Regions from separate parts of the Homo sapiens genome. Here region 2 is linked to region 1. The links are chromatin loops, found by intact Hi-C in ENCODE. Cell type or tissue: PC-9. All regions are shown on one strand. Each heading gives the region's core, and the rest is flanking DNA. Links, peaks and the distances in the headings are about the cores only.

What was found. A loop is a pair of places that touch in the nucleus more often than their neighbours do. Peaks named below come from ENCODE experiments on the same cell type or tissue, not always from the same donor. Only the 100,000 strongest peaks of a DNase experiment are listed, where the experiment ranks them.
Region 2: a loop joins it to region 1, with 2.0 times the contacts of the local background. A loop is called at or near these places in 8 of 110 quality-filtered maps.

The regions. Positions count from the first base shown.
Region 1 is chr20:3,709,443-3,712,247 of GRCh38, forward strand. All of the region lies in intron 1 of SIGLEC1 (sialic acid binding Ig like lectin 1), which reads right to left. Among named protein-coding and RNA genes, the nearest start is that of SIGLEC1, 1.8 kb to the right of the region's middle. In PC-9, for the core only: CTCF peaks have their summits at 1,613 (motif pointing left) and 1,816; no DNase peak of the experiment used is centred there.
Region 2 is chr20:3,839,163-3,841,967 of GRCh38, forward strand. No RefSeq gene overlaps it. Among named protein-coding and RNA genes, the nearest start is that of MAVS, 6.3 kb to the right of the region's middle. In PC-9, for the core only: no CTCF peak of the experiment used is centred there; a DNase peak (open chromatin) is centred at 1,259; H3K27ac peaks cover 1,028 bases.

The DNA of each region.
Region 1 (2,805 bases), core at 253-2,752:
GATGCGAAGTTGAAATTCTTGTGTATTGCTGGTGGGAATATAAAATGGTTCCGTCACTGTGGAAAACAATTGGGTCATTCCTCAAAAAGTCAACATAGGATTACCATATGATCCAGCAATTCCACTCCTAGGTATATACCCAAAAGTACTGAAAACAGGGACTCTAACAGAGTACACCAATGTTCACGGCAGCACTATTCCACTAAAAGGTGGAAACAGGTCAAGTGTCCATCAGTGAATGGATGTGGATAAACAAACTGTGGTATGTACATACAATGGAATATCAATCGGCCATAAGGAGGAATGAATTCTAACATATGTGAACCTTGAAAACATTATGCTCAGTGAAACCAGCCAGACACAAAAGGGCAAATATTGTAGGGTTCCAATTACATGAAATATCTAGACTACGTATATTCAGAGACTGAAAGTAGAATAGGATAGAGGTAACCAGGGGCTGCAGGGAGGGGGAGCTAATGTTTAATGATTGCTGAGTCTCTCAGATAATGAAAAAGTTCTGGAAATAGTGGTGATGGTTACACAATATTGCAAATGTACCTAATGTCATGGGGTGTACACTTAAAGACAGTTAAAACAGTAAATTTTACATTATGTATATTTCACCACATACACACCCATGTTGCCAACTTTGCAATCCTCCCTGGTCCTAAATGCTGACTTGGCCAAGTGAACGAGGAGGCTGGAAGTGGGGACAGGAAACTCATGACCTCCCAGCTCCCAGCCCATCCGCCTCAGGGGCTGGGCTCAGCAGATTCCAATGACTACCAGGGGTCACACCTGGGAAGGGGGTGAGCCGAGGCCCAGGGCCAGTCAGGCTGACCAGGTGGGACTTAGCCTGCTGCAGAAGGCAGAAGGTGCCCCAGCAGGGGGCACAGTACAGGGCGGGATTGGGACAGGAAGGACACCGCTCCCCAGGGGACCCAGCCCTCTCGCAGGCTGCTGGAGTGGACTGATCTGGCCATTTATGGAGGCCCAAGGGCTCATCTCCAGTTCTCTAGGAAGCCCTAGGCCTCCTCCTCTTCTGGGAAGATGCACCCCCAGCCTCCACACCAGGTTCTTGGCCACTGGAGAATGATATAGCTGGGGCCCTGGGACCTGGACACCTCACCGTGAAGAAAAGCAGCCTGCTGGGCACACTGGGGGTCAGATGTGTCCCTGGCCACAGGGGATGTCAGGGTCAGCTCTGCTATGGCCAGGGCAGCTATCTTGTCCCAGCTCCCCTGTTCCTCCCATTTGGGGTCCTGAAAAGGGCAATCGTGAACCTGATGGAAGAATGGTGGGGTTCTGGACACAGCGACCCTGGAACAGGGCGCGGGGGAGGACCCTTTCCAGGACCACTCCCATCACATAATGTAGAGGCCACCTATGCTTAGCCCGGCCCTAACCCCAAAGGGGTCAGCCCCACCGGAATCCAGCCTATTGGCTCAGCCTGTCACCACAAAGGCCAGCTTCAGCCCAGATAACTGTTCTGGAAACAGAAAGAGCAGGGACCGCTCAGAAAGGAGATCTCTGTCCCTGTTTGAAAGCCTGGAGTTGAGGGGACAGTGCCCCGCCCCCCGCCCCCCGCAACTTGGGTTGCAGCTGTGGCCTAGTGAGCACGCAGCGCCCCCTGGTGGTCGAGGGGGAATTGCGGGTCCCGGGAAAGGGGGCGGTGTGCCAGCAACAGGGAGCAGGCAGCTCTGCAGCCCTGAACCATCCCTCCCTTGGGTGACTCTTTTGGAAATCATTGTTCCCCAGACAGGAGGTTCCTGAGGTTCATACTTGGGTCTCCAAGTCTTGGGTGCTCTGAAGACAGGATTTTAAATCCCCACTCCTACTATTGGTATGTGTTGCATCAGGGTGGCTTGAGCTGGCCTGGTACACAGTGGGCACTCACGTTTGCTGCCTGTTTGAGACCAAGTGCCTCAGGAGGTCTTGGAGGGTTGGCTGGGGCCCCAAGTCCCTGACCTCTGATTCCAGAGGCCAAGTTTAGCTGGGGAAGAAAGGGCAGAGGCAGTTTCCCTATGGACAGCTAGGCCCGGGTGTAGGATTCAGTTTCTGTTTCCTGACACCAAGGCTTCTCCCCAACTTCCCCATTGGGCTAGAGAAGGAAGAACACAGGGTGACATGGCCAGCTGGAGGTTACTGGCCCACAGATAGGGAGTCAGGGTACGGATGGGCAATTCCTGGAGCAGATTATGGTCAAAATAGTGGAAATCCCCAATCACAGGCCAAATGTTTAATTCTCAGAGCCATAGAATCCATAACTAATGCTTATTGGCTTTGACATGGGCAGTAGAAATTTCACACTTCATTCCTTAATCTGGCTCTAAATGCTTCTGGCTGGAGTGCTCACTCTCCAAACTGTGCTGGACAGCACCAGAAGCCCTCCTGTGGACGGACGAAGTGGTGATGGATGAAGTGGAATTGTGCTGGGGTTAGAGTAAGGAGAGATTATCGTTGGGCTGGGCTGGGGCTGAGGTCAGGGTGATGATCAGGTTGGAATTCTGGAAGCAAATTAAGGCTGGGATTGGGGTGGACATTGAGGTTGAGTGATGGGTGGGGGTAAGGGTGAAGGTTGGAGTTGGGTGCAGGTGATGGTTAAGATACGGTGGAGGCTGGGTTGAGATGAGGATGATAGAGTCGGAGTTGTGGTTAGGGTTGGGATGATGGATGGTTGGGATTAGATGAGATGAGTAAATGGTTAGGGTTGGGGTGCAAGTGAGGTGAGGGTGAGATAAGGTTGGAATAGGGGCTGGGGCTGGGGCTGAGGTAGGGTCAGAGCAGGGTGATGGTCGGGACTGG
Region 2 (2,805 bases), core at 250-2,749, 130 kb after region 1:
TTTACCAACTTTTTCAACAACGTTCCCCCGCTACATAGTCTTTCTTTTGTGTTATTTAGTTTACCATTTCTTTTTTCCATCTTGTTATAACCTCCACGAGTTGTGTCTCTTTTGTTTTCTACATTATACCCAACGGCTAGCACATAACAGGCACCCAATATATACTGAACGAACTAAGGAATGAATGAAGGAATGAATGAATAGGTGGCTTATAGGAAACCCCTGGGGCCAGGGACTCTGCAACATCACCATGTAACTTTTTCTTTGTGCTGAGAAGCAGAGAGAAACAATAGAAGATATCTCTTAATCTCTCAAGGATGCTACTCCCAGGACTGCTTGCAATTTCCGAGGAGATAAGCCACAAGTTACAGAAAGGAAGCAGCTGTGTAGGGCCTGCAAGTTTCCTGCTGCAAGTCACCCTATGTTCAGAAGTTACCCTGGCTGGGCCAGGCATGGTGGCTCACGCCTGTAATCCCAGCACTCTGGGGAGGCTGAGGCAGGTGGATTGCTTGAGTCCAGGAGTTTGAGACCAGCCTGGGCAACATGGAGAAACCCCATCTATACAAAAAATTAGCTGGGTGTGGTGGCATGAGCCTGTAGTCCCAGCTACTTGGGAGGCTGAGGTGGAAGAATCACCTGAGCCCAGGGGGTCAAGGCTGTAGTAAGCCAAGATCACGCCACTGCACTCCAGCCTGGGCAACCAGAGTGAGACCCTGTCTCGAAAAAAAAAAAAAAAAAAAGAAGGAAGGAAGGAGAAAGAGAAAGAGAGAAAAGAAAAAAAAGAAAAAGTTACTCTGACTTTCTACACTGCTTTTAATGAATAGAAATTTATCTTTCCCCTCAGTGTTCTGGAAGAGTTTACAAATATGATTGAGGGGCTGGGCACCGTGGCTCACGCCTGTAATCCCAACACTTTCGGAGGCTAAGGCAGGCAGATCACCTGAGGTCAGGAGTTCGAGACCAGCCTGGCCAACATGGTGAAACCCCGTTTCTACTAAAAATAAAAAATTAGCTGGGTGTAGTGGCGCACACCTGTAATCCCAGCTAATTGGGAGGCTGAAACACAAGAATTACTTGAACCCAGGAGGCGGAGGTTGCAGTGAGCCACAGTCGTCCCACTGCACTCCAGTCGCTGCACTCTCGCCAAAAACAAAAACAAATAAATATGATTGAGTATTACCATAGGCTCTGGTTCCTGCCCTGAGGGAAGGTGAGTTAAAAAGCAGTCAGAGGCCGGGCATGGTGACTCACGCCTGTAATCCCAGCACTTTGGGAGGCTAAGGCAGGAGGATAGCCTGAGGTCAGGAGTTTCAGACCAGCCTGGCCAACATGGTGAAACCCTGTCTCTCCTAAAAATACAAAATTGGCCGGATGTGGTGGTGCACACCTGTAATCCCAGCTACTCAGAGCCTGAGGCAGGAAAATTGCTTGAACCCAGGAAGTGGAGGTTGGAGGTGGAGGTTGCAGTTAGATGAGATCGTGCCATTGCACTTCAGCCTGGGCTAAAAGAGTCTCAAAAAAAAAAAAGCAGTCAAAGCAGTAAGAGGTCTAATGTGCTTCAAAACTGTAGTTTCAGCACTTTGGGAATCCAAAGTGGGAGGACTGCTGGAGCCCAGGAGTTTGGGACCAGCCTGTGTAACATAGCAAGACCCTGTCTCTACAAAAAATAAATTTAAAAAGAGCCAGTGGTGGCCGGGCGCGGTGGCTCATGCCTGTAATCCCAGTACTTTGGGAGGCCGAGGCGGGCGGATCACGAGGTCAGGAGATCGAGACCATCCTGGCTAACACGGTGAAACCCATCTCTACTAAAAATACAAAAAATTAGCCGGGCATAGTGGCAGGTGCCTGTAGTCCCAGCTACTCGGGAGGCTGAGGCAGGAGAATGGCATAAACCTGGGAGGCAGAGCATGCAGTGAGCCAAGATAGCGCCACTGCACTCCAGCCTGGGTGACAGAGCGAGACGCCGCCTCAAAAAAAAAAAAAAAAAGGCCAGTGGTATGTGCTTGTCGTCCTAGCTACTTGTGAGGCTGAGGCGGGAGGATCAGTAGCTCAGAAGGAACTCCAGAACTGAGTTCTGAACAAGTGAAGCTTCAGATGCAGTGATGCGATCATGGCTCACTGCAACCTCCACCTCGACCTCCTGGGCTCAATTGATCCTCCCGCCTCAGCCTCCCAGGTAGCCGAGACTAGAGGAGCGTGCCACCATGCCTGGCTAATTTTTTGTACTTTTCATAGAGATAGGGTTTTGCCATGTTGCCCAGGGTGGTCTCTGATTCCTGGGCTCAAGCAATTCTCCTGCTTCAATCTGCCAAAATGCTGGGATTACAGGTGTGAGCATCATGCCAGGCCTTGGGAACTTTTGGGGAAATGGAAATATTCTAGATGTTGATCTGGATGCTGGTGTCACACCCATTTACTTGGATAAAAATGAATCAAGTCCTCACGCCTGTAATCCCAGCACTTTGGGGGTGGAGGCGGGTGGATCACCTGAGGTCAGGAGTTTGAGACCAGCCTGGCTAACATGGTGAAACCCTGTCTCTACTAAAAAAAAAAAAAAAAAAAACCCACAAAAATTAGCCGGGCATGGTGGTGGGTGCCTGTAATCCCAGCTACTCGAGACGCTGTGGTAGGAGAATCCTTTGAACCCAGGAGGCAGAGGTTGCAGTGAGCTGAGATCACGCCACTGCACTCCAGCCTGGCGACAGAGCAAGACTCCATCTCAAAAAAAAAAAAAAAAAAAAAAAAAGGGAGAGCCGGGTGCGGTGGCTCACGCCTGTAATCCCAGCACTTTGTGAGGCCAAGGCA